Regions from separate parts of the Homo sapiens genome. Here region 1 is linked to region 2. The links are chromatin loops, found by intact Hi-C in ENCODE. Cell type or tissue: heart right ventricle. All regions are shown on one strand.

The links. Peaks named below come from ENCODE experiments on the same cell type or tissue, not always from the same donor. Only the 100,000 strongest peaks of a DNase experiment are listed, where the experiment ranks them.
Region 1: a loop joins it to region 2, with 3.0 times the contacts of the local background. A loop is called at or near these places in 13 of 110 quality-filtered maps.

The regions. Positions count from the first base shown.
Region 1 is chr12:112,385,819-112,389,818 of GRCh38, reverse strand. No RefSeq gene overlaps it. Among named protein-coding and RNA genes, the nearest start is that of HECTD4, 5.4 kb to the right of the region's middle. In heart right ventricle, CTCF peaks have their summits at 2,089 and 2,288 (motif pointing right); DNase peaks (open chromatin) are centred at 1,929 and 2,268; H3K4me3 peaks cover 316 bases; H3K27ac peaks cover 520 bases.
Region 2 is chr12:112,252,544-112,256,543 of GRCh38, reverse strand. It overlaps HECTD4 (HECT domain E3 ubiquitin protein ligase 4), which reads left to right. Exons shown (of 76, transcript NM_001388303.1): 21 at 26-224; 22 at 2,382-2,501. Among named protein-coding and RNA genes, the nearest start is that of MIR6861, 91 kb to the right of the region's middle. In heart right ventricle, no CTCF peak of the experiment used is centred here; no DNase peak of the experiment used is centred here.

The sequences.
Region 1 (4,000 bases), 130 kb before region 2:
TAAAATGTAAATCATTATAAATGAATAGTCTCATGACTTTAACTGTTTTTCTTTCCAATTCTTGGTTCTCTGCCCTCCTTCCCCACATGTTTCTTCCCTAATACTTCCTATCTCAGGGAATCATAGCTCCATTTCTGTTATGGGCTGAACTGTGTCCCTTTGAAAATTTACATGATGAAGTCCTAACCCTCAGTACCTCAGGATGTAATGTTATTTGGAGACAGGGTCTTCAGAGAGAGAGAGAATCAAGTTAAAATGAAGTCCTTAAGATGGGGGCCCAATCCAATATGACTAATGTTCTTGTAAAAAGAGAAAATTTGGGCCAGGTGTGGTGACTCATGCTTGTAATCCCAGCACTTTGGGAGGTCAAGGCGGGAGGACTTCTTGAGTCCAGCAGTTGTAGGCAAGCCTGGGCAACACAGCAAGACCCCATCTTTAAAAAAAAAAAATTAGCCAGGTGTGGTGGCACATGCCTGTAGTCCCGGCTACTAGGGAGGCTGAAGAGGGAGGTTCACTTGAGCCTAGCAGGCTGAGACTGCAGTGAGCCGTGATCGTGCCACTGCACTCCAGCAACAAAGTGAGACCTTGTCTCAAAAAAAAAAAAAAAAAAAGAGAGAGACGAACAAATTTGGACACAGACACACACCAAGGGAAGACAATATACAGAGACATAGGAAGACTATGGTCATCTACAAGCCATGGAGAGAGGTCTGGAATAGATTCTTCTTTCAAAACTCTCAGAAGGGCCAGGTGTGGTGGCTCACACCTCTAATCCTATCACTTTGGGAGGCAGAGGTGGGCAGTTGCTTGAGCTCAGGAGTTCGAGACTAGCCTGAGCAACATGGCGAAACCCTGTCTCTACAAAAAAATACAAAAATTAGCCAGGCATGGTGGTGCATGCCCATGGTCCCAGCTACTCAGAAGGCTGAGGCGGGAGGATCACTTGAGCCTGGGAGGCAGAAGTTGCAGTGAGTTGAGATCGCACCACTGCACTCCAGCCTGGGAAACAGACTGAGACCCTGTCTCAAACAAACAAACAAAGAAACAAACAAAAAATCCTCAGAAGGAACCAACCTTGCTTACTTATGAAGGTAGATACCACCACCATCATCCCAGAAAACTGGGAAACAGGTAGGTGGAATTACTTCTTCATGGTAACATGCAAAAGATCTGGGACCAAATCCAAGCAGTCCATGATTCAAACACCACACTGCATTGCATGTGCTTTTTTTGGTGAATAATAGTATTGAAGTTTCCCCCACCATCCTCACATTCATTAACTCATACGTAGCAGTTACCAGCTTTAAACTCAACATCTTCCGGGAACCTCACCCCCAGACTAGGTGCCCGGACTTCTCATCCCCGTTGGAATGATTCCTTCAAGCAGCCTCCCTGTCTTTCATGAGAAAGGGAAGCTGCCAGTCTCCTTGGGAACTCGATCCTCAAACCTAACTCTGCCTGGCACAGAGTAGGCATTTAATGAATACTGAAGGAACAAAAACGTACAGTGTTTGCTTTTCCTTGAGTGAAAACTCTTCAATAATATCTTTTGTCCACTTTTCCTTTGTGCTAACAACTTTTTTATTTTTATTTTTATTTTTATTTTTTGAGATGGACTCGTTAGGTTGCCCAGGCTGGAGTGCAGTGGCGTAATCTCGGCTCGCTGCAACATTCATCTCCCGGGTTCAAGTGATTCTCATGCCTCAGCCTCCTGGTAACTGGGTAACTGGGATTACAGGCGCGCACCACCACACCTGGCTAATTTTGTAATTTTAGTAGAGATGGGGTTTTGCCCTGTTGGCCAGGCTGGTCTCGAACTCCTGACTTCAGGTGATCCGCCCACCTCGGCTTCCCAAAGTGCTGGGATTACAGGCATGAGCCATAACTTTTTGTTTTTGTTTTTTTGTGTTTTTGTGAGACGGAGTCTCGCTCTGTTGCCCAGACTGGAGTGCAGTGGCGCGATCTCGGCTCACCGCAAGCTCCGCCTCCTGGGTTCACGCCATTCTCCCGCCTCAGCCTCCCGAGTAGCTGGGACTACAGGCGCCTGCCACCGCGCACGGCTAGTATTTTTAGTAGAGACGGGGTTTCACCGTGTTAGCCAGGATGGTCTCTATCTCCTGACCTCGTGATCCACCCGCCTCGGCCTTCCAAAGTGCTGGGATTACAGGCGTGAGCCACCGCGCCCGGCCACAACTTTTTCTTAATCTAATTTTTTTGCAGGAGACGAATGTTAGCAAATTTCCAAGTCTGAACTACAAATCCCAGTGCAGCAAGGCCTGTGATGCACACAAGGTGGCGATGGAGGACATAGCATCTTTCAGAGCTCCCTGCTGCTGATGATCTTTTCAAATGAGAAAGGCATTTAATGCTGCTTCATCTTCTGGCTTTTCATCAATGTGGAGACCCGTCCTTTAGTTTTAGCAATTCAGTGGTGCTCCAAGGAGAATTTCCCCCTCCTCGTTTTCAAATATCTCTTTCATCTGATTTCTTTTCCCTGTTACCACATAGATCCACCCATGAGCCAAAATAATCTTCTTTGAAATAAAAATATGAACAGGGCCTACCAGAACACTTGGAAAAAAGATTTTGAGTAGGTGTGTGTGTTTCCTCTTTGAGACTGTAATTAGTAAGACGGAAATAATCAATCTCCCCCATAGGTTCTGTGTGTGTGTGTGTGTGTGTGTGTGTGTATTTTTTCCTTGGTGTTTTGAAAGGCCTTAAAAATTAACATGGCTGCCTCATCTAAAACCACCTTTAAGCTCTAATAAAGTTTATCAAGGACCACTTATCTTCACACCACACTCACATATTTTTGGACCCAGGAAGGATTACGAAGTCATTTTAGACAGTCAGCTGGTATAGAAAACCAGCAGAAGGGAGAGATATTGCAAAATCCCAGAGGGGCCCCAGCTTGAGCCAGGGCTAGCGAGTATCACGTCAGCAGCTGGGGCAGGAGGGAGATGATCTCCATCAACAAGCCTGCTGCTCCCTCTTGGGGAGATGCCTCCCAGGAGTAACTGAGGTCCAACCTAGTCATAGCTATTCTTCCTATTTTCCTCATATTTCTTCTCTGCTTCTAACTTAGGGTTGCCCAGCCAACACTTTCTCTTGCTCCTTTTCCCATCCTGATCCCCCATTCTTGAATAGAAGAGTAGAAATGACGATTCCAAAGAAAAGAAGTCATAAGCCATAAATCTTTCCTTCCTATAAATGAATGTCTTGTGTGTGTATGTGTGTGTTGTCTAGACTAGATACAGATTCTCTTCCTCGTAGCTTCCAACCTAAAGTTCTTTTGACCAGGCATTTTCTTTGTCTTGCTGATCTGTTCTAGAAATCCCTACTAAATGGTCTCCTTTCCGGAGGGGGTTCTATAAATATTAATTCATCAGCTGCCTCATCATGGTGCAGTGGCAGCCATGCAGTCCTATGACTAATTAATTACTGTTGCTAAAATATTAAATAACTATTCATTATGCAGTCTAAAGACTTTAAGCCCTAGATCTGTGCTGTTTTCATCACTTAGGCTGAAGGACAAGAGTTCCTGGGCACCTTGACTCCTGATCTTAAAACATCATTAAGAGTAGAAGAAATAAGACTAAGTATAGAAGAAATTTTATCTGAACTATTTAAGATGGTTAGAGTCCTGAATCTAAGCATTTAAAAATTGTGATGGGCCGGTCATAGTGGCTCATGCCTGTAATCCCAGTGCTTTGGGGAGGCCAAGGTGTGAATATCACGTGAGGCTAGGAGTTGGAGATCAGCCTAGGCAACACAGGCAGAGCCCATCTCTAAAAAAATTTTTTTAAAAATGAAAAAATACCAGCCTGGCCAACATGGTGAAACCCCATCTCTACTAAACGTACAAAAGTTAGCCGGGTGTGGTGGTGGGTGCCTGTAATCCCAACTACTCGGGAGGCTGAACCAGGAGAATCACTTGAACCCGGGAGGCGGAGGTTGCAGTGAGCCAAGATCTAGCCATTGCACTCCAGCCTGGGTGACA
Region 2 (4,000 bases):
AATCACTTTCTCTTTTTCTGTTTAGAATGTTAGAAGAGAAGGAAGAGCCAGGATTTCTCACTGGTTTAAAGATTCCTGCCCCATGGGCTGCTGGAAAGACTGTGGAAACAGTCCACCCCGTCAGAGACAACTATAAATTTAAAGAAACGGTCCATATCCCAGGAGCTCGCTGCCTGTACCTTAGATTTGATAGCAGATGCTCTTCGCAATATGACTATGACAAAGTAAGTAAGAACTGGGTTACTATTGGTTCCACCTCGAGTAAGCTGATTCTTAGATGCTTCTTATTTTTCTTTGCTGCTGGTCACCATTCTTGACTGATTTCTGTCTGCAGATATCTCTAAGGAGAACTTTCCTAAGATAAAGTTCTTATCTTTGAAGGGTAGTGATTGAGGGAGTTAAAGAAACACCACCTCTGCAGTCTAAGAACAATGTTTTAATGATATGTTGAAAGTGTACTTTGTAAGCTTTCAGGTGCTTAGATATATGAGAGGAAGGAAATGTTCCTTTTCATTCTGCTTACCCCCTGCCCTCCCTCCGTGCTTGAAGTTACCCCAGATGTGTGATGTCCATTCATCTAGAAAGGTCTCACTGCCCAATTCTTGGGGCTTCTCATGTATCTTTTGGGAAAAGGTGGCTTTTTAGAAGGGTTTCAGAGGTGCTAGGATCTGGTTTATATTTATTTAAACATTTGTTCTTTTTTTGAGGAAGAGTAGTTTCCAACCTGGTGGCTTAACAGTTATGAACGAAAGGAAGCATCTTAGGGGTTGAAGCATTTTCTTCTACTTAGAATTGTTGAATTGTAACCTGTCATGTGGTCTTAGGGGGAAAGGCTAATGAAATATGTAACATATGAAAGAACAGTTGGAGGATTATCTAATAGCTTCGTGCATACTATTTTTATGTAGCTTCTTAGTGATCTGTTTTCTCTCTCCCCTGTGAACTGTGTGAGGGCAAATGGGCTTAAATCCTAGCAGGGGATTCTGACTTCTGAGGCTGACTTTTAAAAAAATTCTATCCGGGGAGGTTTTTAGGTTAAAAATAAAGGACTTCTTAACTGTATATACTATGAGATGGTGAAACACATTTCTGGGCAAGTTATAGAATCCTCTTCCCCATTATCTTTTAGGATAGTGAAGATTCCCAGGTGTCCCCAAAGCCTTGTCTTCAAAACTCACCTTAGCTGGAAGCAAGAAAATATATGAGATGATCTTTAGTAGGCCTTTCAGAAACATATCTCTCCTAGCATCAGTCCACCGTAATTCATAGCTCCTGGCATTGGCTACCCCCATTTCCCAGGTTCAGGTGAAGTGACTTTTAATATAGAAATGGGAGAGGCTGCCATTTTAGTTGGTGTCGTTTTGTTTCTCCTTTAAAAACTGTATTTTGCATTTCCAATATGCGCTAACTTATGCCTGCAGTAGACATTAGTGTTAAATGGTGAAGCACAAAGAGGCTTACTACATGGATAAAAGTACATTTACTTTTCCAGTGGTCCCTGGCTGGTGTCAGCAAAAGGCCCCAAAGGGTAAGAAATCACGAAATAATAAGCATTCAGGGCTGAAGATAGAGCTACTAAATCTGAACTTAGATGCAGTGAGAAGCAGTCAGAGCGCACATTAGAAGACAGGGTTTGGTATTTACAGAAGCCAGAGCTTTATTTTTCCTATGGAAGTCTTTGAATGCCAAATGAGCTATAAATGTTTCTTCTGCCGATTAGAAAGTCAGCCAGCTGGTTATAAATGAATTAGAGAAATATTGATACATGAAAACTGACCCAAGAAGCAGCAGCCCCCTTTCTGGCCCAAATTTGTATCATTTTCTTTTTATACCATTAAGCAACATCCTAAGAATATATGGCTTATTTTCAATTTGTTGCATTTTTAAAAATTCTTATTTATTCATTGATTTTTTTTGGTGCTTTTATTTTGTTGTTGTGTTAGATATAACCATATTTCCATCTGTATTTGCTCACTTTATTAATTTTGGGGAGGACTTAAGGGGCCAAACTGTTATTAATGAGTTATTTGTTATTAATTAGCATTAAAATAGCTATTTCAAAAATATTGATGTACAATAACTGAGTATAACTATTTAATGTGAGGTCCCCAAGCCAATTAAAGTGTGGTAATATAAAAAGTATACTTCTTTTTATTAAGAATTGTTATTACTCTGTGGCTTCCCTGTAAATACCAATGACTGATTGCATCCAAACTAGTATCAGTTATACCTAAAAAAATCGGGAAATATTAGTTATACTATAATGACACCAATGCCTGGTTATAATTGTATTTTAAACAAATGTTTTTGCAGCCTTTTTATTTGTAGATGTTGTTTTTGTTTTTCTTTTACAGTCTAACAGTATATTTTCTGTTTTGAAGTTGGTGATATATGCGGGGCCTAACACAAACAGTAGGAAGGTTGCTGAATATGGAGGCAACACACTGGGATATGGCAGCCGTAGTGTCTTAGGAACTGGTTGGCCGAAAGACTTGGTGAAGGTATGGTATTCAGTCATAATCGCTTCCTAGAAAAGAAAATGAACTTGCAGTCCTCACAGGTCCAAGTACTAACTGTAATCCCAGAAAAACATTTGCCCTGGGGGCTTTTGTTGAGGTGGAGCCACCTTACCAGGCCTGTCAGCTCACTCCTTCTATTCAGAATGACCCTCCTTTCACTTGTAGGACATCAGACCCCTGTTCACTCCCTTTCACAAGTTACTCCATGCATAGAAGTTGTCACAGCATTTTCTTCCTTGTTGATTAAAAGGGTTGCTAGATCTTCCAGCTTAGTTCTCCTCTACACTCCCTGTTGACAAGTACCCTAGAACCACAAGGCCATTGCAGTGTAAAAGTATTGAGTTAATGTGTTCAGATGAATTTGGGCCTTTGGAGCAAAAACAATTATCCATTCTCAAACTGATGAAATTAGTGCCATGCTTTGTAATTTGGCCCTCAAACTACTTAACTGTGTATCTGCCTGGAATATGAATATAAGACTGAAATGTCTGTTAAAACCCAAAAATGTCTCCAAAGTCTGTTCCCGGGGCCTTTATTTCATATATGTTATGGACTCTCTTTAATTCAGCCATAGATGGCAAGCCATTTGTTAGAAATTATGGCCAGGTGCAGCTGCTCACGCCTATAGTCCCAGCACTTTGGGAGGCTGTGGCGGGCAGATCACCTGAGGTCGGGAGTTTGAGACCAGCCTGGCCAACATGATGAAACCCTGTCTCTACTAAAAATACAAAAATTAGCCGGGCGTGGTGGTGTGTGTCTGTCATGCCAGCTACTCAGGAGGCTGAGACAGGAGAATCGCTTAAACCCAGGAGGTGGAGGTTGCAGTGAGTCAAGATTGCGCCATTGCACTGCAGTCTGGGTGACAGAACGAAACTCCATTACAAAAAAAAAAAGAGAGAAATTATGCTCAAGGCCGAGCAAGGTGGCTCACGCCTGTAATCCCAGCACTTTGGGAGGCTGAGGTGGACAGACTGCTTGAGCCCAAGAATTTGAGACCAGCGTGGGCAACATGGTGAGACCTTGTCTCTACAAAAAAAAAATAAAAAAATTAGCTGGGCATGGTTCTGCACACTTGTAGTTCCAGCTATTCAGGAGGCTGAAGTGGGAGGATTGCTTGAGCCTGGGAGATTGAGACTGCAGTGAGCCATGATTGTGCCACTGCACTCCAGCCCGGGTGACAGAGTAAGACCTTGTCTCAAAAAAAAAAAAAAAAATTATTTTCAAGATTTGATTAACCTTTACCTTGATCTTGCTAATGGGCAACTGTGGCCCATTTCACAGATGCCTCATCCCAAAGGCGACCTCATCAGGAGAGACACTTAAAGGACTGGTTGTCTAAATGAGAGGGAATAGAATTTGAATCAAAAAGCAAATGAGAAAAGGAGTGAAATATTGCTGTGGTCCTTTTTGAAAGTAAACCTCTGAAATTCATTGCTCTTTTGAAATTGTGTATCTTGTTTTTAAAGTGCATTTCCCCCCCT